Linked DNA regions of Homo sapiens: regions 1 and 2 are each linked to region 3. The links are chromatin loops, found by intact Hi-C in ENCODE. Cell type or tissue: CD14-positive monocyte. All regions are shown on one strand.

What was found. Peaks named below come from ENCODE experiments on the same cell type or tissue, not always from the same donor. Only the 100,000 strongest peaks of a DNase experiment are listed, where the experiment ranks them.
Region 1: a loop joins it to region 3, with 2.4 times the contacts of the local background. A loop is called at or near these places in 4 of 110 quality-filtered maps.
Region 2: a loop joins it to region 3, with 2.7 times the contacts of the local background. A loop is called at or near these places in 2 of 110 quality-filtered maps.

What each region holds. Positions count from the first base shown.
Region 1 is chr3:129,595,009-129,603,008 of GRCh38, reverse strand. All of the region lies in intron 1 of PLXND1 (plexin D1), which reads left to right. Among named protein-coding and RNA genes, the nearest start is that of PLXND1, 7.7 kb to the left of the region's middle. RefSeq lists enhancers at 1-74, 6,060-6,791. In CD14-positive monocyte, no CTCF peak of the experiment used is centred here; DNase peaks (open chromatin) are centred at 3,218 and 6,118; H3K4me3 peaks cover 4,225 bases; H3K27ac peaks cover 6,140 bases.
Region 2 is chr3:129,613,305-129,621,304 of GRCh38, reverse strand. LOC124909431 (a long non-coding RNA gene) reads left to right here and starts at 5,504. Exons shown (of 2, transcript XR_007096079.1): 1 at 5,504-5,605. RefSeq lists enhancers at 6,085-6,379, 7,691-8,000. In CD14-positive monocyte, no CTCF peak of the experiment used is centred here; DNase peaks (open chromatin) are centred at 1,224, 2,114, 4,374, 6,244 and 2 weaker places; H3K4me3 peaks cover 5,033 bases; H3K27ac peaks cover 5,671 bases.
Region 3 is chr3:129,520,865-129,528,864 of GRCh38, reverse strand. RHO (rhodopsin) reads right to left here and starts at 226. Exons shown (of 5, transcript NM_000539.3): 1 at 1-226. The coding sequence starts at 131. RefSeq lists an enhancer at 1-275 and a silencer at 2,473-2,673. In CD14-positive monocyte, no CTCF peak of the experiment used is centred here; DNase peaks (open chromatin) are centred at 2,554, 3,324 and 5,284; H3K27ac peaks cover 4,179 bases.

The DNA of each region.
Region 1 (8,000 bases), 74 kb before region 3:
CAGCGACAGATTCAGAACCTAGACTTTGCATCAGGCTGCTTGGGTTCAAGTCCCACTTTGTCACTTCCCAGCTGTGTGACCTTGGCCAAGGAACTTAACCTCTCTGGGCCTCAGTTTCTTCATCTGTGAAGTGGGGACAGTAAAAGCAATCCTTATCCCAAAGCATTGTTTTAAGGACTAGATGAATCGATAAATGCAGCTCAGTGTACCCAGTACACAGTAAGCACCAAGCAGATGGCAGTTCTTCTTGTTATTACTCTAAGGGACATTATTAGCACAGGTCTCTGCTTGGTCCTGGAGAGCAGTTGCCTAATCTGGCTTGTTCTGCAGCTGTAAACACCCCACCATCTCCTACTTCTAGCCCCAGATGACACCTCCATAGACATTTACTAAGTCCCTATTGTGAGCCCAGTCCCATGCTGTGCCCTGGGGAGCCAATGGCAACTCACTTTGTTTCTACTCTTGTGGGCTGGGCAGGTGAGCCGAGGACGGATGTGTGACCAGGCCCTTATACACAGGGCAATGCGTGCCGCAAAGGGAGAATGAGGGTGGAGGGAGCCCAGCGGAGGGGGCGGAGGAGCAGGAGGAAGCCAGGTGAGGCCGGAGAAGAGGAAAGGCATCCAGGCAAAGGGAGCAGCCTGTGCGAAGGCTGTGAGCAGGCTCGAGGGGGTCTGCGTGGCCAGGCGAGTAGAGTGGGAAGCACATGACACAAGGGCCAGGGAGGCCTGGGGAGACCGTCCTTGGGAGTCTGGACTTTATCCTGGGGTCCTGGGAGCCATGAAGGGTTTTAGCCAGAGAAGTGGAGTGGTCTCAGCAGGCACCTGAGTCTCCCCGCTGCAGAAGGGGAATGCTCGTGAATACCTGCCTCTTAGGGCTGTTGGGGGTATTAAATGAGATCATTTATGTACCTGGCGCCTGTTTGCAATGACTACAATTCTTCTACCTATTATTTTAGAAAGCCCCTAGGTAGCTGGTGAGAAGGAGCAATGGAGGAGGGAGAGTGGCTGAGAGGCTGAGGCCGCCTCCCGGGAATAGATTCCTTCACTCAGTCGCAAATATATCTTGAGCACTTACTGTGTGCCAGGCTCTGTGGTGGGTGCCAGATGGCAGTGGGGAGATGGGGCCGGCCTTGTTCTCTGGAGACATGGCTGGCCTGGTCTGCAGCAGTGCTGAGGGCTTGGAGGGTGGCAGGTGGGCTCTGGACAGATTTGGGGGCTGGGATGCAGCCCCAGTGGTGGGGAGTGATGGGATGGAGGAGCAGAAAGCTGCCCAGAGTCAGGCTCAGCAACAGGATAGATGTTGGTACCCATGGGGTGGGGCATGTGATGGGGTACCTCTGGGGAAGAGGATGAGTTTGGTCTGGGGAGAACCAGGAGCCTAGAATCCTTTTTTCTCCTGGTCCCATCTGGCTGGATTTCTCTGTCACTGGCACTGGGTGGCCTGGGTGGGGCTGCACATGGGGCAGGACCCCAGGGCCGAATGACCTGCAAGTGGGGCAGCTCAGCCAGGCCTTTGGAAACCCAGCCTCTCGCTCCTGCTTGAGGGTCTCACGAAGAACCCTGGGCCCTGGCAGGAATCCCTTGAGCCGCCCACAACTCCAGAGCCTGGGTCAGGATGGCCTCCCGACATTCCGGGTTCCCAGCTGACAGGACTTGCCCTCTGCCCTCCACCTTCTTCCCGAGAACCCAAAGGGAGAAGCTGCTGAAGTGTGAGGCCAGAGGCAGAGAACCTCGGTCCCCGCAGCCCTCAGAAGTCCCCAAATTTGTCCCTGATTGTTTTCAACGTATTTGGGGCAGTTAAGATATTTTGAGAGAAACTGAGTGAAGAAATTAGCCTCCATTGCATGTAGCTTGGATCCCTTTCCTCAAATCACAACCTGTTTGGAGTGCAAGCCAGTTGGGAAGTTGTTGAGTGCCACTGATGGGGGAAACTGAGGCACAGCATCACCCAACAAGGTGGGGCAGACTGAGTCTACCTTCCTTCCCCAAGTCTTTCTCCCCAACCTATGAATGACCATAATATTTGTATTTTTAAAACAAAAGGAATACCGACAGGCCAATGTCAGTGCAGCATTTTCAAGGTGTCTTTTTATAGTAAAGGTGGAAAAAAAACCATCAGGCAGTTTTAAACTGGCATGCAGTGGGTGGGTGCACGTCGTCAAGAAGACATTTTTTTGCACCAATTTAGGGGCTGAGATGCCAGGTGGGGGCGGAGGGAGAGAGAGCTTCCAAGATGGGCTTTACATTTGGGTTTGGGCTGGGGGCTGGGAGTGATCTCCCAGTGACGAAGGGTGCAAGCAGAGACACTTGGCAGGATTTAGGAGAGGGGGTTCTAGGAGGATTGGCTGAGATGACCCTCTGGCCTGGAGAAACAGATAGGGCTTGGACCAGGAGACATCCCTCCCAGCCCTGAGAATGTCTCGACCCCCAGGTACATGGGCATACAGTCCATAAGCTGTGTGTCCCAGGGCCAGTCATTTACCCTCTCTGGGCCTCATTCTTTCTCATTATAAAACAGGTCTTATGCCTCCCTCCTAGGATGTGGGTAGATTAAAATCTCAGGGGTGTCTCTCTCAGCCTACTCTGGCTTAGGGGGCTGCCCATAATAAAAAATAAATACATAAAATAAAACCTCACATGCAGTGCCCAGGAAATGGCAGGCACAGGTATTAGTATCAAGAGGGAGAAAAGACACCAGAAAAAACTGGCCTCAGTGGACAGGGGATGCTCAGAGGAGGGAGGGTCAGGGCCTTGGAGGAGATGAGATCAAATAGGGCCTGAAGGCAGGCAGGGGTGGGTGAGACGCCTGGGTGCAGCAAGGGTGTGTTGGGTGCTGTCCCAGCCCCAGCACAGAGACTGAGATGGAGAGAATGGTCTCTAGTGCCCGGGCTGAGGAGTCCAGGGCAGCACTGTCTTGAAGGCAAGAGGCCTGTGGGCTCCTTGGAGTGAATAAAAACCGTCGCCGAGCTCGCGCTCTGCAGGCCTTTTATAAGCACCTACATGGTTGACCTCATGGCTGCCCCTCCCCTGGTCAGGCAGACAGTGCGTCATCATCATCCCCAGCTTACAGAAGGGGAAACTGAGGCCAAGAGAGGGGAAGTGACTTGCCCTGGCTCACACAGCTGGGGAGTGAGGGTCTGGATCCGCAGATAGAAGCAGGAGTCCTCTTCCTGGTGGCTGGTGAGCTGTGAGCTCTCCGTGGTGGGGAATTCTGCAGTTCCCCCTCTGGCTGGGCCATAGAGATTCAGGCAGGGCCCATTGTGATAGCAGTGACTCAGGCGGGCTGGGGCATCTGCAGAGGCCAGGCCACATGCTGGGGGATGGGGGCTGACCCAGCTTCCTGAGGAAGTCAGGGGAGGCAAGGAACTTCTAGTTGCATTTGTCTGAAAATGCGATCATCAGCCTCTGGAAGGAGTGAGCCCATGGCCCTTTGGGTGTGCAAATGAGAGATGTGGGTTCAATGGTCAGTGTGAATGATGGTCCACCCAGGAGGGTGAGTGGGGGATCTGTCAGCGCCCTGGATACGCCCACAGTGAGGCCTTCCACAGCCAGGCAGGCGCACATCGCTAGGTGAGTGCAGGACCCTGGGGCCAACTTCCCAGATTCAAATCCTGCCTCTGCCCCTTCCTAGCTGTGGAAAGTCCCATCCGTTCTTGGAGCCTCCATTTTCCCATCTATAAAGTGGGCTGAGCGCAGGGAAGACTGGAGTGGCCTGGCGGCATTCAGCAAGGGCCACGCGCATCGGGCCCGGCAGAAACGCCCTCTGCAAAGTCCGATTCACCCGCCTGTGACTCCCGGTCTCCATGGAGATTAAGGAAACCAGCTGGGTTCCATGTCCTGGTTGCTGCCGTGAACAAAGACGCGTGGCGTGTACTGGGACAGGAGCGGGAGGGCAGGAGCCCCGGGAGAGAGTGGTGCCTTCCCCTACCTGGGCCTCCGTTCTCCGACCCTGGAGTTGGCCCATGGAGTGGCAAGGAAGCCTTCCCTCTGACACCAGAACTGCCCCATCATGTCATAATTACTGTGGTTGTTGCTTGAGAACTTTCTCTGTGTTAGCCCTTTGCAGAGCACTTTACATATCTTTTAATCTCCCCAGAACCTGAATGACATGACTGTTATCCCCAGTCTATGGAAGGGGAAACAGAGGTCCAGAAGGGTTAAGCATCTTGCCTGAGGTCACACCGTGGTGTGTGACTGTGGTGCTCCAGGTGGAGCAGGCTTCTGGCTGTAGCGCCTGTGACCCCTCATTCCTCCAAAATCTTTGACCGAAGGGGTGTGAGCCAGAGGGTGTCGGAAGGGGTGAATGGGCCCATTTTAAAGGTGAGGAAACTGAGACCCAGGGAACTTCTGCGTCCGCCGAGGCCCCTGTGAGAAGCAGTGAGGGCCTTTCAGGGTGGCCTGCAGAGCTGCCCAGCCCCAGCGCCCATCATGGTCGCGGGCTGGGGTTAGGATGACCCCCTGGTGTGGACTCCTGCTACCGGGCCTGTAGCTGTCTCCACCCACACATACCAGAGGCCAGCACCTCCTTGGTAACATCGCATGCCCGTCCAAGCTCTGGGTGGGGAGCTCTCTAGAGTATGTGAGTATGGGAGGAGGCTCAGCTTGCTACAGGACAGCCCCCAAGAGAGACAAATTGGACCCTCTCCAGGAGCCCCCAGAATGGTGAGGGAGGAGGTCATGACATCAGACAGATGCCACACACTAACCAGCTCATCAGAGGAGTGCGGGAGGGCTTCCTGGAGGAGGGGAGGTTGGAGCAGCACTTGACAGATGGGGCTGGGGAAGGCATTCCAGGCAGAGCACACGATAGGGGCAAAGGCTCAGAGATGTTGGAATGTGGCTTGGGTAGCAGGCCGAGGGGAAGCTGAGAGTGTGCTGGGCCTTGCCTGCAGGCTAAAGACTTGGATGCTGTCATGTGGGCTGCGGGGAGCCAGCAGGGCTTTGGGGAAAGGAGAGACATGGCTGATCTGGTTCCGGAAGGGACCCTGTGGCTGCTGGTCTGTATTGGCCCTGCCAGGTGCTGGCAGGATCCAGGGGCGGAGGCGCTCACCCGGAGCCCCCACTGTGGCTGGACCAGGTAACTCCCGAGGGCCTCTCCAGCTCTGACAGCCATGTGGGGATTGCCATGGAAACCAGCCGGTTCCCGAGTGGGGACAAGCCCAGAAAGTCTCTGAGTGCCAGCCACGTGGACTTGGATCCTCACTGCCCCCCAAGTACAGCCGTTTTCTTCTTTCCAAAGGCCATGTCTGAGCCAGGGCCGAACCAAACAGACCGCCCAGACAGGCATCCAGTGGCAGGGGCCCTGCTCCACCCTGCTCGGCTGATACTCGATGCAGTCAAGATCTGGGGGCCAGCGCCAGCGGGGGCCCTCCCCGCCTAGTCCACCGTCCTTTACCCTGAAACTTGATAAATCATGCGCTGGAGGGGGAGGGAAGCTCGCAGCTCCATTACGAGTCCCGGCAAGGCCCCAGTGGGGCGTTAATCATGTAGCACTTTATGCTCTGATCGGTAAATAATGGGGGGGGGCCCGCAGGCAGAGGCCTTGGAGTGGAGGCCAGGCCCAGGAAAGTGGCCAAACCCCCTTGCCTGTGCCCTTCTCCAGCCTCTGCCCGCTATCTTTGTTTGAGGTGACTGAGCTCTCTAGAAGCAGCCATCACCTTGATGGGCCTCAGTTTCCCCAGCTCAAAACCCAGGGTTTTTCCAGCTCCAAGCGGCTGATTTCCTGGCAACCATTGGTGGCTCCCAGCAGAGCGGCGGGTGGGGAGGCTGTGGTTAAGGGCGGGGATCTGGAGCCCGCAGGCCTGCGCTGGAGGCTTGGATCTAGCCATTCCGGCTGTGTGCCCCTGGGCAAATCACTTCAACTCTCTGTGCCTCAGTTTCCTTTACTGTAAAGCAGCATCAACTCTTTCAGGGTGTGGTGAGGGTTGAATGAGATAATACAGAAAGAGGTCTCAGCACAAAGCAGACTGCACACAGCTGCTTGCTACTGTCACTCTACCGAACTGTTACTATGAGAAAGCTGCCCCTCCCCATCCTGGGGCTGGGCCTCTGAGCTCGGATGTGGGCAGCTGGAGAGAGGGCCCCGTTGTCACCTCTGTGTCCCCAGCTCATGGAATCCAGCCCGGAGATGTTTGCGCAAGGCTCCAAGCAGCCCTGTCTTCTTGGCTGTGTCCACAGCGGTCGTGCGATGACTCTGGGACCAGCGGTAGAGTCCTGCTGCAGAGCACAGCCTGCGGCCAGGCATATGGGCTGGACCCCGAGGAGACCAGGGGCTGGGGAGGAGGGTGTGAGATCGAACCTCCAAGTCCCCCCAGCCCCAGGAGGGAACTGCCAGTGTTCCCTGGAGAGGCAACTATTTCTCGGCTCCTGGCCTGGAGTCCCTTCAGGGGAGGAAGCTGGGAGGGAAACTGTTCCAGGGCTTGGAAAGACTGGCTTCGTGCTCTGCCCCTCCTGCTGGGGGGAGGGAAGCCTTTTCCCTGGGCCAGGGAAGAGCCGCTGGCTGCCCATCCCACACTGTGCTCCTCTGGGACCCAGGGGGAGGGGAGCTGGAAATGGGGCCAGGCCGGGCCGGAATGAGAAACAGCTTCATGAAGGGGGAGCTGGGTGTCTAGGGGCTGCGTCCAGCTAACTAAACAATGGCTGCTTGAGTCAGCGACTGTGGCGGTGGTTCCCAGGCGCCAGGGCAGAGCAGGCCGAGGCCAGAGCTCCCACTACTGTGTCCTTGGTGAGGGCGGTGTAGCCCATCCAGCCTCGGATGCTTTGACTTCAGGAAGCGGTGGAGTGGCTTGTCCCTGTCCTCGGGAGCTCCCGAGCCTCTGCTCCGTGGTCTGCATAGCTAATTGGGAACATTTATTGAGCACCTACAGTGCTTAGCACTGAAGGCTCCTATGAGCTCAGTCCTTCCATAAGCCCTAGGTGGTGGGTGCTATTGCTGTCTTATTTTACAGATGTGGAGTCCGAGGTTCAGAGGGGATGGTGCCTCCCATAGTGAGGTAAGAGCTGTGAGACTTAGGAGTCAGGAGCCTCAGCTTTCTCATCTGTAAAATGGGTACGCAGCAAGAGTGTGTGTGTGTGTGTGTGTGTGTGTGCGTGCGTGCACCCCCAGGGCTGTAAGGTGCCCCCAGTAGCTGTAGTGTCACACAGTAGGTCCTTAATCCAGCCAGGCTTGTGACCTAAGCCTGGGGCTTGTCCTTCCAGGCCATGCCTGTTTGGGGTGGGTGGGCAGATCATGCCCAGTCTGTGTGTTGGCCCTCAGGGCGGCCTGGCTGGCTGGCTTCAGCCCTTCCAGATGGTGTCCAGCTGGTCTGGATAACCTCAAAGCCCTGGAGCTGGGTGACCCGCCTCTTCCAGAGGGGTCAGGGAAACCAAGGCAGGCCTCCCCGAAGGGTCTGCCAGAGCTGCTGTGTCCTTTGCCGTTTGTCTGAAGCCTCTGCTCTTCTCTGTGCCTTGGTTTCTCCAACGTGCTCCTCCAGGCTGCTTTTCCTCTGTGGCTAAGGCCAGGCTTCCTGACCATGGTGCTAGGCCTGGTTGGCCATCTTCTCCCTACAGCCCCTCCAGGAAGCCTCTTGGTCACCCCTGAAGGCGCTGGTATTTACTTTCTCAGCAGCAGGTGGTCTCCTCCCTGGCATGGGGGCTGCTGCCAGAGGCCACCCAGGACCGAGTCCGTCCTGCCCCCTCCCAGGGCTGGCACACAGTGTGCCCATGGCTCATTCCTTGCCTCAGTTTACTCTCAGCAGAGGTGTCAGCTTGCACAGTGTTCTGAGAGGCAGTGCATGCTGAAGTGGAAGGAGCTGGGGTCTGGGAGTCACAGGTGTGGCTTCATACCCTGGCCTGGCTGTGTGCGGCTGGGCTGCTGGACTGAGACTGGACACAGTCCACAGGCCACCACTGAGCCCGTGCCACATGGGCTCCACTCAGGGGAGCCCAGGAGGACTGGCCCTACCTACCTGGGCTGTCCAAGCTGAGGGAGGAGTTGGCGGGGACGGGGGCTGAGAGAGGCCA
Region 2 (8,000 bases), 92 kb before region 3:
AATCATCCCCCACCATTCAACTCCCGGTGCTGAAAATAGCGCCACCCCCAACTCTTGCCTTCTCCCAGCATCCTCCCCAAGGGGCCTGGGGTCACACAAATGGAAGTGAATTATGGGCAGTGGGGATTCAGACCTGCTGTAAATTACACGTGGCTGCAACTGCTAAGAGCCTTTTCCGGGGCTTATCATTTAACCTCTCAGCTCCTCCCCAGTCACACTGGGCCTAGCATTGGGTGGGCACGAGAAGGTCCCAAGGGTCAGGGCTCCGTCCTGGGCTTCCTATGCCCAAGCCCCATGCATGGCCTTGAGGTCTGGTGAGGAGACTGGGGCTAGAGTGGGTGAGAGGAGGCAGGCGGAGGCAGCTCCTGCTTCAGCACCTGCACGCTTCTGTCTGGATGGGGATAAGCACCTTGCACTGTGGAGGGTAACTCGCAGATGGGGACACTAACCAGGGTATTCCCTTCCCCTACCTTCCCCATCATTCTGCAGCATGTGCTGACACTAACACCAATGTCCATCAGATAGTGGCCAGAGTTTCCCGGGGTCACAGCTGTACCTCCCTGTAAAAATCCAGGTCCCCCAACCCATCGCTTTCCCCTCTGCTTTTTGTTTTGGAGACAGGGTCCCGCTCTGTCACACAGGCTGGAGTGCAGTGGTGCGATCATAGCTCATTGAACTGTGGACCTTCTGGGCTCAAGCAATCCTCCCACCTCAGCCTCCTGAGTAGCTGGGACCACAGGCATGTGCCACCTCGTTCTGCCTCCATGTTTTTTTTAACAGAAATAATACATATTCTTTGAGGAAAACTTAGAAAATTCAGACACAAAAAAAGAAAAACTTCAAAACTGGCTGGGTGCAGTGGCTCACGCCTATAATCCCAGCACCTTGAGAGGCCAAGGATGGGGATCACTTGAGGCCAGGAGTTTAAAACCAGCCTGGGCAACATCACGAGACCCCCGTCTCTACATAAAATTTTTAAAAATTTAAAAACAAACTCTACCACCCCCCAGCCGCCCTACCCTAGACTAGAGGTCATAACCCAACAATGCTCCTGTGGGTCTGTCCTGTGTGGTCCTGCCTCTCCTTGGCCCCATGTCCTGGGTCTGCCCACCCTCGGTGGCCAGGCCTCAGGGTGCCCATCTAGTTGCACAGCCCATCCAAGCCCAGATCCTTTTGAGGCAGAGGTTTCCCAGCTCTGGCACCAAAAGGGAAGTGAGAATGGAGAGGCAGCAGTGGTGGTGACATGGGTCCAGCTGAGGATGTGAAGGTGCCCCTGAGCTGGGCTGCCCGTGGCTGGCCTGCACCGCCTCTTTTCTGGGATGGAGGCTCCCTGGGTGCTGCTCCCCTGCTGCCCGGCCAATTCTATCCTTGGGGTCCCTGGAGCCCCGGGTTGTGATGCAGGGAAGAAGAGGGACCCTGGTCCCCAGAGACTCCCCTGAGCCCCCTGCCCAGGCAGCCCCTGGCTTTGACTCAGTCTGCCCAGCCAAGCCTCTCGAGTGAGGATGGGGAAATTGAGGCCTGGCGGGGAAGGGGAACCTGGCTGGCCCTGTTTTCAGATAGAGACTGAGCCAGGACTAGAACCTTGGCCTGGCAGGTCTGTGCCCCCTTCCCTGAGCCTGCTCCAGACTTGGTGGTGGCTGCCTCTGGAGCAGTTTTGGAGTCCCCTGGGCCTCCTGTACCCCCTGAGGCTTAGAAGCCAGAGAGATCTCCATGACCACACAGAGCTGGGTTCAAGGCCTCTCTTTGGCCTTCTGGAAAACGGGGCCAGGGAGAGCCTCTGCTCATGTGCTCATGTGGACAGTGAATGAGATCACAGCAGGCCCGGCCTGTGCAGTGGCCCAGGACGGGTGTCCACTGGGTTGGAGGGTTTGGGCTGGAGGCTGTTCCTGGTGGGCCCCAGGTGTGGCAGGACAATGGGCCTGGTGGCTGCATCTGTGCTGACGAAACCGGCTTCCGCAGGGGCCCCACAGGGCTGCCTGTTTTGCTGGGGAGAGGGTCTTCCCTCCTATCCTCTTCCTCTAGGCCTCCTTCCTGCCACCCTGGGTGGTGGTCCAGCCTTCTGTGCAGGTCTCAGCCGTCTCGCCCATAGTGCCGGCGGCCGCCTGCCCCTGTTCTGACTCACTTCCTACTTCTGGGAGCTGGAAATAGCCTCCCCTGGATGGTGGGACAGGCCGGGGGCTCTACCCCCACCCTGTGCTCACAGGTGGAGGAGCATCCGCCTGCAGTGTCTGGCCCTCAGGTCCCAGCGGTGGACGGGACAGAGGAGGACCCTGCCCTGTGCCATCTGCAGACGTTAATCAAACGACACAGCTGCCGTGCAGAGCACATGAGGACGGCTGAGCCACCGGGGCAGGCGGGGTGCAGCCCTCAGCCGGAGGACCCTTGAGCTGAGCCGGATGCATGGGGTGTTTATGGGCTGGGGGGAAGTACAGGTGGTCGCAGGCGAGGGGGACGGTAATGACGAAGGCCTGGTGGGAGGCAGTAGGAGCGCAGGTATGACTGGAGTGGGTGGGGCCGCCATGGAGATGGGAACCTGGGCTAAGGGACCTGGCTTTACCCTGAGAGCGTTTGCAGGACTTGAAGTTGGAGAAAAACAACACAACCAGATTTGCAGCTTGAAAATGTCCCACAGGAAAAGTGATTTGAGGAGAGGAAGGGAGGAGGGCAGCAGAGAGAGGAAGTGGGAGGGGAGGTCCAGGCGGGAGGTGACGGCTCAGACGGGTACAGTAGTCTTGGGGCTAAAAGGGACAAACTGACTAGGGGACTCGGGGACTTCTGGGCCTTTAGTACTCAGAGTCTAAGCAGGGGTGATTGGGAAGCAACCTCTGGACAGGTGGGAGGAAGGGACGGGGCATCCAGGTGCCTCCCGGGTTCTGCCTTGGGCAGCTGGGTGGGGTGGTGGACTGGGGACATGCAGGGTGGGACTGTGGGGGATCTCAGCCTCGGTTTAGGACACTTACTTGCATTTGAGCCTCTAGCCCTGCCACTGCCACAGCCCCCCATTCACATTTTGGGGGACACACATTGGGGTGGGCGGCAGGCCGCGGGTGACAGAACACCATCTACAACTTACAAGGGATCGAGGAAGACACTGACGTGGGCTCAGAAGGCCCCAGGAGCTGCCACCCCCAAGGCCGCAGGACTTGTTGGTGAAAGGATGCCCTCCTCTGCCTGACCACCCTCATGGTTGTCTCACCTGCCTTCCCTGGGGTCTCCTGCCTCTGCCTCCCCCTCCCACAGCATCTCCCGCCATGTGCTGAGACAACAGCTCCCAGCCCAGCACCCTCCTCGGCCCCCATCTCACTGAGGGTGCCTGTCAGGGTCCTCACAGTGGCCTCAGGAAGCATTAGCTGCATTGACTCCAAAAGTATGTTTCCACCTCAGACCTCGTAGTCTTGATTCAGCCATGCCCTGGGGGCTGTGCCAGGGATGACTGGGCTCCTGTGAGCCGCCAAGGTGCAGCCTCACCCCAGACTTGCAGATGGGAAAAAGGCTCTGTCCAAGGTCCCACCGTGCAGAGGGGCAAAGCTGGATTTGAACCCAGATCCTTCTGGCTCCACAGCCTCCTATGTTGCATGGGGACCCCAAAGTGCCTCCTCCTGCCCGCCAGGGGCTGTGAGCTGGGGGAATGGAGGTGAGACTGGCATGACTGTCCTGTACATCTCATCCCAGCTAAGTCACGTCCTCCCTGGAAAACCTGTATTTTAGAGACACAAACCCTTCTCGGGCCAGGGTGTGGGTAGCCACCTTCCCTGACAGGTGGGTGAGTGGCAGGTGGGGATACCGCAGGAGGCCAGGGGAGAAGGTCAAAGCTGCCTCCCCGTTGGCTGCCCTGGAGGCTACACAGGAGTGGGCACCAGCCCAGAAGATGTTGGGAGGACGTTCATTCATCTCCTCTCTCATTTGTTCCTTCATGTGTTCATTCACTCTCGTGAGCCTGCTTAGAGTTTAACCTTCTGCCTAGTGATGGGGGGACATAGGTATGTTCCCAAAAGACTTAGCTCTTCAGATGCCTCCTGGTTGGCAGAGGAGCCAGAGCAACAGAGACAGCATCACCTGGTGTGGGTGCTTGGATGGTGGGAGTCCAGGGTACTGTGGGGGTAGAGGAGGAGGAAGCCTAACCCAGCCTGTGAGAGCTGAGAAGGCTGCCTGGAAGAGGAGCAGCCAGATCCAAATCTTGGAGACACCAGGAGACTTATCCAGGGGGAGAAGGCAGGAGGGAAGTTCAGGGGCCTGGTAGGACTGAATCCCACACTGACAAGGGGACTCGGGGACTTCTGGGCCTTCAGGACTCAGAGTCTAAGTAGGAGTGGGGAAGTCACAGGGGAAGCCACAGGGGAAAGAGGGTGGCTCATCCCGAGATACCCAGCTGTCGTTCTCGTAAGGCTGCTCTTGAGTAAGGAGGGATGATGTCACCCAAAACTCCCTAAAGAACTGGTCCCAAGTTCCTCCGCAGAGAGGACTCTGGCCAGGGAAATCCAGAGTGAGTGTTACTCACAGGCTGGGCTGCCCTAGCTTAAGGGCTGATCCCCCCAAGGCCAGAAGCTGGACCACTCAAGGTTGGAGGCTAGACCACCTCAGATCAGAGACTGGATCATCCAGGGCCACCCAAGGTCAGGCCGAGGCCTCCAAAGCAGAGATCTGGCTCTTGGAGATTGACTATAAAATCGCATGTTTCATGAAGAAGCCCTCATTCAGCCACAGGGCATCAGGACCTGTCAGAGGCCCTGACAGAAAAGGTCCCGATAGCCTCCAAGGCCCAAATCCCCAGCGTGAACCACAGACCCTGGGCCCCGGCAGGCCTTGGCTCCCAGCCACAGCCCTCGTGCAAGTCCACTCCATCAGCCTGTTGCCCATGCAGACCTTGGCTTGTACAGCCACCTCCACCACATACCAGGAATTCCCATGTGTGTGCATGTGACCCCAATATGCACCCCATGCACACGAACACACATTATACCCCTCCTCACATGCACGGCACCCCATCTTTGCACAGACCACCCCCTCATGCCCACATGCACACACACAATGGGGTATCCCTGAGACAGGGGCTTTCACAGGCTGGTACAGGCTGTGCAAGAAGCTCACTACAGGGCGGGACCCCTAATGCCTCTCTCTTGGTGGCTGGGAGCTGGGCCAGTGTGCTGCGGCCCATGTGCTGTGGCCCCTGCCCTTCCTGGACAGCTCTGGGAAGGTTCTTCCCCCTTCAGAGCCATCAGCCTGGGGTGGCAGCTTCCACTTCTGTGAGCGTGCACAGATAAACAATCCCTGTGGTGGCTGCCAAGGGGAACCCGCACCCAGTGGAGCCCCTGTGCCCAGAGGCTGGGCTGGTGGTTGGGACCCTCTCAAAGTTAACACCCCCAAGAACGAGCCCTGGATCCTCCACCAGCCTGCTGCTGGCCTCTCACCCTCCTCTGCTCGCCTCTCACCCTCCTCTGCTCTGCCCACACGGGCCTCTGTCCTCCAGGGCTCCGCCCTTGCTGTGCCCTGCCTGGAAGGCTCTCTTCACCCTCCTGACTCTGCTGCATCCTGCAGATCTCAGCCCCAGGGGCCCGAGGAAGATGGGCTGGAGTCCCCTTGGGAGAAACTTTTCCAGAACCACCTGGTATGGCTCCTTTGTAAGATGGGTGGCTCTTTGTGGTTGTGTAATTATTTGAGTTATTTGGTTAAAGATTATTTGCCCCCTGGGGTAGGGCTGAAGACAAGGACCATGCTTGTGGGCTCACTATGATATCCCAGTGCCTGGCACATAGTAGGTGCTTAGTTAAGGGTTCTTTCTGAAGGAAGGAGAAAGGAAGGAAGAAGGGAGGGAGGGAGGGAGGGAGGGAGAAGAATGACCCTCAGTGTTCTATTCCGCCCAGGGTTTTGCTTGTGTGTCATGAGATGAGGGACAGGACCCTCAGAACTCCACCAGGAATCAGGTGTGAACGGTCACCTTGAGGGCCAGTGGGTGTCCCAGATGAGGCAGGAGGTGCAGGAGGGCTGATGTGGCCTGCTCTTATGAGGGGCAGTCAGTAGGGCCAATGGACAGTGGGGACAGGGAGGTCGCTTTGGCAGCATCTGCCTGGCACTGCCCAGGGAGGGGGTCTCCAGCAGCCAACATGACCATCCTGCCTGCTGGGGGGGCATGTCCTGGGGTGGTGCTGGCAGCCATCTGCCCAGCCCAACATTTATTAGTAGTGATCGTGTGTTCCACCCTGGAAGCGCTCCCAGTGCACTGGGGAAGTCACGTGCCCTCGCACTGGGTGATATGAGGTTTGATAGGAGGAGCTCTAAGTGGGTGGAGGAACTCCTAATACTGCTTTGAGGCTCAAGGAAGTCTTCTCAGAAGGTCTTTAGACTAGGTCTTGAGGGAGGCCTAGGAGTTCACTAGGAAAGACTTTCCAGAGAAGGTGAAATTGGGTTGGGTCTTGAGGGATACAAAAAGTTCACTCAGAAAACAAGAGAGGAAACACCTTTTCTGGACACTGGGTTCTCTCTAGGGGCTCATGTAGGCCATCAGACCAGTAAGACCACAGTATTCCGGGACCCTGCTCACCCATGCCAGCCTCTCCTGTACGCCCTGTGTGTGACCGTATGGGTGAGGGCCCCTCCACTGCCCCATCCTAGAGCGGTTGGGATTGTGCCAGTGTGGAGTGTGCTCGGCACACAGCAAGTGCTTGGTCGGAGTGGGCTCTCAGAATCGTGCAGCTGGTCCGAGGTGGGGCCATGTCTAGGGTCTGCAGCTTGCATACTCGTGACAGGCACTCACCCTGCTGCAGGCAGCCCTTCCTTCTCCAGACCCAGCAGCAGTTTCAAAAGATGAGTGGGGCCTTGTCAGTCCCCACTGAGTTGGCTGGAACCAAGTGGTGAGGTTGGGGCCACTGGAAGGGAAAGGCCTGGTCGGGAAGCAGGCTCACCTGGATTTTAGCTCACACCTGCCCGGCCTCCCTGAGGCTTCCAAGGATGGCTTCATTCCCAGCCAGGTCTCTCAGGAAGCATGGAAGGTGAGAAAACAGTTCTCAGAAGTTTACTGGGGCATAAAGGGAGCCAGGAAGCCTTACAGGGTGGAAACGGGTCTGAAGTGGGGTGTATGTGCCAGCCCAAGACTTAAGAGAACCCCTTGGGGCCCATTGGCACTGGGGCCTGGGGCCATGGAGACTCAAGTTCATTAAGAACAGGACTCAGGCCGGGTGCGGTGGCTCACACCTGTAATCCCAGCACTTTGGGAGGCCGAGGCAGGCAGATCACGAGGTCAGGAGTTCGAAACCAGCCTGACCAACATGGCAAAACCCTGTCTCTACTAAAAATACAAAAATTAGTCGGGCGTGGTGGTGTGTGCCTGTAATCCCAGCTACTCGGGAGGCTGAGGCAGGAGAATCGCTTGCACCCAGGAGGCAGAGGTTGCAGAGCTGAGATCGCACCACTTAACTCCAGCCTGGGCGACAGAGTAAGACCCCGTCTCAAAAAAAAAAAAAAAAAAAAAGAACAAGGAATCTGGAATCCAGGTTCTACCACGTACTAGCTGGTGACCTCAGGCAAGTCACCTCACCTCCTGCCTCAGTTTCCCTACCTGTAAATAGGTATGTTCACGGTAGGGTTATTGTGAGGTTTAAATACATTAATATATGCAAGGTGTTTAGAACTGGGCCTAGCCCATAGAAGGGCACTAGAAGTGTCCGTTGTTTTGGTACCTGCTATGAAGCATAAGCTCATGCACTTGCTCTGCAGGGGTGGGGGTCGGGGGGCACTGAGGAGGCTGAGGTACCTGGGGGAGCACCCACTAAGTGACAGACTCCAGGGAGCCACTGAGGAAAGACCCAGCCCCTGCTGTCAGCAAAGACCAAACTTGATCAGCCAACTCTATTGGAAGCCAGAGGCCTCATCTCATTTTGCAGAAGAGGAAATTGAGGTCCAGAGGAGGGTGCAGGTCTGGAGGGGGCAGGAAGGGTCTTGATGTGAAGCCCTGACGGGGGCGGGGGCAGAAGAGCTGGCCTGTGTGCATCTGATAAAACACGAGC
Region 3 (8,000 bases):
ATGTAGGCGGCCAGCATGGAGAACTGCCATGGCTCAGCCAGGTAGTACTGTGGGTACTCGAAGGGGCTGCGTACCACACCCGTCGCATTGGAGAAGGGCACGTAGAAGTTAGGGCCTTCTGTGCCATTCATGGCTGTGGCCCTTGTGGCTGACCCGTGGCTGCTCCCACCCAAGAATGCTGCGAAGGCCTGAGCTCAGCCACTCAGGGCTCCAGCTGGATGACTCTGGGTTCTGACCCCCCCAGACCCTTATAAAGTGACCTCCCCCTCCTAAGCTCCTGGCTGAATCAGCATCTGGGAGATTGGGGGTGTTCATAATCATATTAATCCCCGCTGCAGAAACTGAGGGCCTAATTGGCTTCTAAGAGGGGCCAAGGTGACACTAGGAGGAAGCCTGAGGTCAGGGAGGAGAGGTACTCAGGATCCAGGAAAAGGGAGGAGAAGGTCCCCTAACTTCTGCATGACTTGTCTGTCCCAAGGTCCCAGCTCAGTCTGGTGGCCTGGGTTTGAAATAGGGACCATGGGCCTCTGTGCTATGTCCTCTGGACAGCTAGAGACTTTCTGGTTTATTCTCCCAGTCTCTCATCTCGTCACACAGCCCCTTACCTGTTCGTTCCCCCACAAGTTACCTCTGGAGTCATCCAGTCCCCACACTCCTCTGACAGGAGGAGCTCCATGAGGGCAGGGGCTGCAACCTGCAGCTTCCGTTTCTGGTGCCAGACACATAGCCTAGGGCCCAGGAGCCCAATCCTTGTTGCATGGAATTGGAATTCACTCTCTTGTTCGTTCATTAAACATTTATTTGCAGGCCCCTGGGAATACAAAGATGGAAAGAAACAGCCCTGCCCAGAGGAGCTCAGGGGCTGAGGAGGACTCAAATGTGGGAAGAAGCAGATTCCGTCCAGGGTGGCTGTGAGGTTGTGGAGACAGGGCCTGACTGCCTGGGGGTTGCAGTCTGGGAGGCCATGTTTGGGCCTTTGAGAGAAGGAGCAGTTTGCCAGGTGGCTAGGTGGGGAAGATCTGGGCTGGGGGCAGTTGTAATGGGTCTTGAACGCTAGGCCGGGGAACCTGGCTTTATCCAGAGGAAAGTGAGCAGTGGCTTGGGCAGATCACTGGTGTAGAAAGGTGACTCAAATGCCCCCAAAGATGGAGTGGAGGGAGGGAGGATGGAGGGGGCTACCAGAGCAGGGGAGGGGCAGAACCCTTCAGGGGACTCCAGTCTGAAGGGGAGGCTGGCCCTGGAGGCAGCAGACAGGGCACTGTTGGGGGAGGCCTAATCAGCCACGAGGGCCTCAAATGCCATGTACCAGGTGGCCCCACGAGGGCCGATTCCAGAATAGCAGGATGTACCGTGAGAAAGAAAGTAGTCAGAGCCTTGGGGGCAGATGACTGGGGGAAAATGGAGGCCAACACTGGCAGGTCCCCCTCTCCCCGTCGTCCAAGCAACATGATGACACCTCCCAGGAATGAAGTGGGGTGTCTGGGGCGGCCTGTGCAAGTGCTGAGAGTGCCCGACGTGCGGCCGCTCAGTGACCACTGTCCAGCCAACATGTGTATTGAGCACCTACTGTGGCCCAGACAAGGTGCTTGGTCCTTGGGGACACACAGGGTACACGAAAGAGCAAGCTCCTGCTCACAAGAAGCCAGTGTTTTTGTGGGGTGAGGGGGCACAGGGACCACAAACAAATAGAAGAGCGAATAACAGTAGGGACAGTTCAGTCGCAGCCACTCCCAACACAGGAGGCTTCTCTGAGAAGCTGGAGCTTGAGCTGAGAACGGAACAACAGGAGGAAGCTTCAGGGGAAGGACATCCAGGCGGAAGGACCCCTGAGAGTGCAAAGCCCTGATGCCTGGGAAATATCCCTTAATCTCTCTCTCACTGTCTCTCTTCCCACCCAGGATTCCCAGATCTGTCTGCTCAGAAGAGTGCCCCCTTCCCTGCAGCCCACCTGGGCTCCAGCCCCCTACCTGGCCTGGGTGGTGTTGGGTCTAACAGCGTTTGGCACACGTGGCAGGGCTAAGGCAGGGCGGGTGGGATGGGGCCTCTCGTAGTTTAAGGCGCTTGGCCTGGTGATTATGCCCAACGCTAATGAGGTTAAGGTGAGGGTTTGATTCTGACGTGGACCCTCATGGCCAGAAGGAGGGTGTCCTGGATGCCTTGGGTCAAGACTGACCCACAACTGGCCCCTCCCTGGCCGGGCTGAGCCCCCATCCCACACAGCTTAGCAGTACCTCAGCATCTTGCTTTTTGCATAGTGCTTCTGACAGCATGGAAGCTTTTTATTTGTGTTTTGTGCCCGTCTCCCTGCCTGTAACATGAGTCCACAAGGGTAAGCCTGGGTCTGTCTTGCTCACAACAGGGTTCCCAGAGACCAGCATGGTGCTTGGCCTGTAGTGGAAAGAGGTGGGATGATGTCTGTTTTGTTCACTGATGTGTCTCCAGGGCCTGGCACCTAGAAGGTGCTCCTGAATATTTGTTGAATGAACGAGTGAGTGGGGGAATGGACCTAGATGATCTCAGTACTTCCCCTCTCTGTCTCAGGTTCCTCCTTTGTGAGTTTCACAATTGCAACCTCATGGAGCCCTGGTGATGGGGAACTAACAGCCATCACTGAGGTGACAGTGCTCTTTATTCTGTAAAGCTTGACGAAGAAAAAAAAAGTTTTGAGACAAGGTCTCTGTCGCCCAGGCTGGAGTGCAGTGCCACAATCATAGCTCACTGTAGCCTCTGCCTCCTGGGCTCAAGCGATCCTCTCACCTCAGCCTCCTGAGTAGCTGGGACCACAAGTGCACACCACTAGTTTTTGTATTTTTTGTAGGGGTGGAGTCTCGCTATGTTGCCCAGGCTGGTCCTGAACTCCTGGCTCAAGCGATCCACCCTCCTCGGCCTCCCAAAGTGCCAGGATTATAGGAGTGAACCACCGTGTCCGGCCCAAGAAATTTTTTTTTAAACAAAAAATGCTCTTTGTTCAGGAAAACAGACTCATAGTGAGCTGGAAGGGTCATTCGAAGTCACCTACTCTGACCATCTCTGCTATATCCATTTTGCAGATGAAAAGACTGAGGCCTAGCTCTGCAGAGTTGCTCAGGTCCCGTTACAAATCAGTGACAGCCTGGGCTATAACCCACACAGTCAACTGGGCTTCCTGGGGTATCAGCTTCCCAAACCTGGCTATGCCTCCCTCCCCTCATCAAAGATAGCTCTCAGGAAAGACCAGCCAGCCATTCACACCATGGTATAAATGACTAAAGAAAGGTTTAGCTGGGGTAATGGAAAGGCCCTAGACTGAGTCACACAGGCCTGGCGTGGGGCAGTGGAAGCCTCGAGGAGAGGAGGCTGGATTCTAGCTGGTCTTTGAGTCACCATGGTAGTCCTGCTTCCTTCCCCTCTCTGGGCCTCAGTTTGCTCAGACGAGGAAGCCTCAGTGTGGGGTAGGGGCACACCCATCTATACAGTAAACCTCACCTGCTTTCTCCATGAGAGCCTGGTTCGTGAATCTTTAGACCCTATGGCCTTGGTTTCACTGTTCTCCCTCATTGGGCAAGGCTCTTTTCCACCCACCCTTACATCTGGACTGAGGCTACACAGCCTGGGTGCAGCCAGCTACCCCGCCCTCCCGAGAGTGTGCTTCGGTTCTCCACTCTGTAAAATGGGAATGATAATAGTGCCTACCTAATAGGATTATTGGGAGTGCTTGTAAGTGATCAATATATTTGTTGCTGACAGTATTAATCTCTTCCTGAGTCTCCTTCAGGTCTCCGCTCACACTCATGTCCTTGGAGAGACCACCCCTGACCATCCTACACACCAGGCACCCCCACCAGGTTTAGCTGTTTTGAGACAGGGTCTCACTCTGTCACCCAAGCTGGAGTGCAGTGGTGTGATCTTGGCTCACTGCAACCTCCTCTTCCTGGGTTCAAGCGATTCTCCTGCCTTAGCCTCCCAAGTAACCAGGACTACAGGCATGTACTGCCATGCCTGGCTAATTTTTATATTTTTAGTACAGACAGGATTTTGCCATGTTAGCCAGGCTGGTCTCTAACTCCTGATCTCAAGTGATCCATCCGCCTCGGCCTCCCAAAGTGCTGGGGTTACAGGCGTGAGCCACCACACCTGGCCTATTGTTTTTTGAGACAGGGTATCACTCTGTGACTCAGGTTGGAGTGCAGCGGCATGATCATGGCTCACTGCAGCCTCAACCTCCTGGGCTCAAGCGGTCCACCACCTCAACCCCTGAGTAGCTGGGACCATTGGTGTGTGCCACCATGCCTGGCTAATTTATTTTCATTTTTGTAGAGTTGGGCTCTCCCTATATTGTCCAAGCTGTTCTCTAACTCCCAGGCTCAAGTGATCCTCCTGCCTTGGGAGCCACTTGGGAGGCTGTAATCTCAGCCTCCCAAAGTGCTGAGATTATAGGTGTGAGCAACCACACCCAGCCATGTTCAGTTTTTACACAGTCATTACCATCAGCGACTATCTCATTTGTCTTCTTAAAACAATTTTTAAATGTTTTTTAGAGATGAGTCTTGCTCTGTTGCCCAGGCTGGAGTGCAGTGGCGCAATCATAGCTTACTGCAGCCTTGAATTCCTGTCCTAGGCTCAAGTGATCCTCCTACCTCAGCATCCCGAGTAACTGGGTCTACAGGCATGCCACCACACCTGGCCTCATTTGTCTACTTATTGACTGACTTCCCATCTATTTCTAGAATGCAGGACCAGCCTGGCCTGTTCATCGCTGCCTCTGAGCTCACAACCCATAGGAGGTGTTCAATAAACATTTGTTGAATGAATGAACAACTCCTCCTGCCCCCTATGAAGAGGGTCTAACTCCCCACTGACCACTGAGGAATCTGGGGTATGCAGGGTCAAAGTTCCTCTGCAGAGCTGGGATTTGAACACAGGCCTGGCCAGCACCCACACCTTGTGTCGGGCAGTCCAGAGAAACCCATGGTGTGGGTGTTGGCCAAGCTGGCATGTGGGGGGCTTTCTAAGCCAAGATGGCTGGATGCAGCCATCTTGGGGCACCCGAGTCCCAGCCCTCGGGAGCCCGGCTAGGGGCTTTGCCTTTGCCTCGGTGGATTAGGGGCTTAGCTTGCAGGGCACAAATCGCTCTTCAGCCTCTGCAAGAGAGGAGCTGCTGTGAGAGGAGCTGCTAGGTCAGCATCCTTCTCCTCCTTCTCCTCCTCCTCCTCCTCTTCCTTGGCTTTCTTTCTCCTGGTCCCCCACATGGCTCAGCCCCACCAGGCTGCGTCACCAAGGCTACATGAGGCCTTCAGCGGTACTGAGAGCATCAAGGGGGAATAAGGGAGGGAGAAAGACCAGCTCTCATTCCCTCCTTCCTCTTTCTCTTTTCTACCCTAGCATTTGCCAAACTCCTTATATGCGCCAGGCCCTGGGGACGCTGAGGTGGATCCCACATGGTTCCTGCTTTCAAGGGGCTCCCAGTCTCAGGGGGTACTGATCGGAAACTAAACATGAGAGATGAGCATTTTCTCCCAGTCCCAGTGCTGTGGGAGCCCAGAGGAGCAAAAGGTGGACCAGGAGGGTCAAAAGAGTCTCCCAAGCAGGGCAGGTAGGGAGGGCCAGCTGGGCCTGGAGGTGCTGGGCCCCCCAGGGTGGCGTGCTGGGGATAGAGGGCAGGCCTAGGGGTCTGGGTGTTGGCTGAATTGCATGGGCAGCTACTGCGGGTGGCAAGCAGGGAGGGCCATGACGAGGTCTCCATACCAGGCCAGTGTTCTGGATCTGCAGGGGGAGAATCAGGGAGGCTCGGGGTAAGCACCCTGCCCAGTGGTGGCCTCTGCTGTGGGCACACAGACTCCAAGCCAGGGAAGAGACACAGAGCGACCTTGGAGGAGGGGCCTCTGCCCACCTGTGTGACAGCCACCAGGGGCTCCTAGCTTCACAGCCTTGCTGGGGACAGATGGGAAACCAAGGCCCGGGGACCTCCAGCTGCCTGAGGTGCGTCTCCAGTCAGGTCCACCTGAGGCTGCTCAGTCTACCTCTCCCTTACTTCCTCCTTCCAAGAACATGGGCACAATGTTGAGCACTTGGAGATGAGAGATCAGGACCAGTCCCAGTCAGATGGGGTCTCCCTATATTGTCTGAGCTGGTCTCTAACTCCCGGCTCAAGCGATCCTCCTGCCTTGGCCTCCCAAAGTGCTGAGATTACAGGTGTGAGCGACCACACCCAGCCATGTTCAGTTTTTACACAGCCATTACGATCAACAGTTATCTCATTTGTCTTCTTAAAACAATTTTTAAATGTTGTTTAGAGATGAATGTTGCTCTGTTGCCCAGGCTGGAGTGCAGTGGTGCAATCATAGCTTACTGCAGCCTTGAATTCCTGTCCTTGGCTCAATTGATCCTTCCACCTCAGCCTCCTGAGTAGTTGGGACTACAGGCTAAAGGCCAGAATCACTGCCCCACCGTGCAGCCTTCAGCAGCTGCTCCTCTCTGGCCTCAGTGTCCTCTTAGTTCAATGGGCATCACCAGGTCCCTGTGGTGCCTTCCTTGTCACAGGCACTTGAGGGGTCAACAGGATCATCATCCAGCGCTGTTCACAGACGCAGACTGAGGCTGGAACCTCAGAGTCAGAGCTGGAGGGGGCCCTTTTGTGCAGATGGGGAAACAGCCTTGGAGAAAAGACTGGACTTGGTTCAGACCCAGATCAGGCTGAGAGAGAAAAGCAGCCAGACACAGGGCTTATGCACAAAGGTTGCACCCAGGTGCGACCAAATATGCCTTGGCTTAATGCATATTTGCTGAATGAAAAATAACATGACTGAGGCTCAGTGTCATCACCTGTGTAATAGGCAGCCTTGGATGATGCACGGAAAGTGCATCTGAATGAATAGGGGTCCTACTCAGGCCTCTAGAGCTGAGCTTCCTGGGGCAGCAGAGCCCGGCACAGCACACTCATTTTTGTGTTCTTCGGCTGAGGGGATGCATGCTGGAGTCTCGGCTGGAACCCTCCCCTGCCTCCAGCCAGGGACCATCTGATCTGTCACTGTGATTGACTGCTGGGTAGCTGGAGCTGTTTTCTCCCTCTCCCCTTTTTCCCAGCCATATGCAAATGATTTCAGTTGAAGTCATGCGCTAATGGAAATCCTAACACATTAATAAATGTTTAGTGAGAGAGCGCATGCATGATGGTAAGTAATTAGACACTCGACGGAGGAGTTCTGTTGGCACAACTGTCTGGCTCCCTTTCTTTATTTTCCTCCATCATCTCCAGAGAGATGCGGAGGGAGGCAGGGAGGAGGGGCGGTCTGGGGTGGGGCAAGGGCTCTGGGATGGGGCTCTAGCTCCGACACTTCCCACTGGGGGCCTCTGCAGCCACTCTCCTTGGGGTCTCAGTGTCTGCGTCCCTCCAGTGGGCATATTTGCCCTGCCCTGACCCCTGCACAGGTAGGTTGTAAGGAATCAATACTGCAGCACGAGGGGAGGGTGCGTTTCGGCATGGCATGACAGCCCACACCCTCTCTCCTGCCTGTGCCAGCTGTTCTTGGGCTTTTCATGAAGTGCTGCATTGCCACCTCTGGCAGGTGGACTGGGGGTGAAAGGGGCAGGGCCTTGGGGCTGGACACATCATGGGCCGCCCCTCCCAGGGCTGGAGGCAGCCCCTGGGCCCTGGCAACCCCCTTCCCAGCCCCACTGGAAATCATAACTCTTCCTTCACAGGGCTGCTGAGAGGCCTGAGACAGCATGGAACGTGGCTGGTGCCAAAAACGTCCCCCATACATGTGAGTTCTCCTTAGCTTCTGTGTGCTGTTCCTTCCATGCCCTCAAGCTGTTGGACTGGACACCAGTGATGCCTGAGGGAACAGACCTTGGCAGTCTGGAATCTCAAACGGAAACCCCCTGCTTAAGGAGCTGTTCCAAAGGGAAGAGTCTCCATTGGGCTGGGGCTGCTCTGTGGGGCTGGGGAAGGTGGATGGAAGAGGGCGGCTCCAGAGCCTGGACAGGAGCCTTGACTGGGCTACCAAACAGGAGCCTTTTTT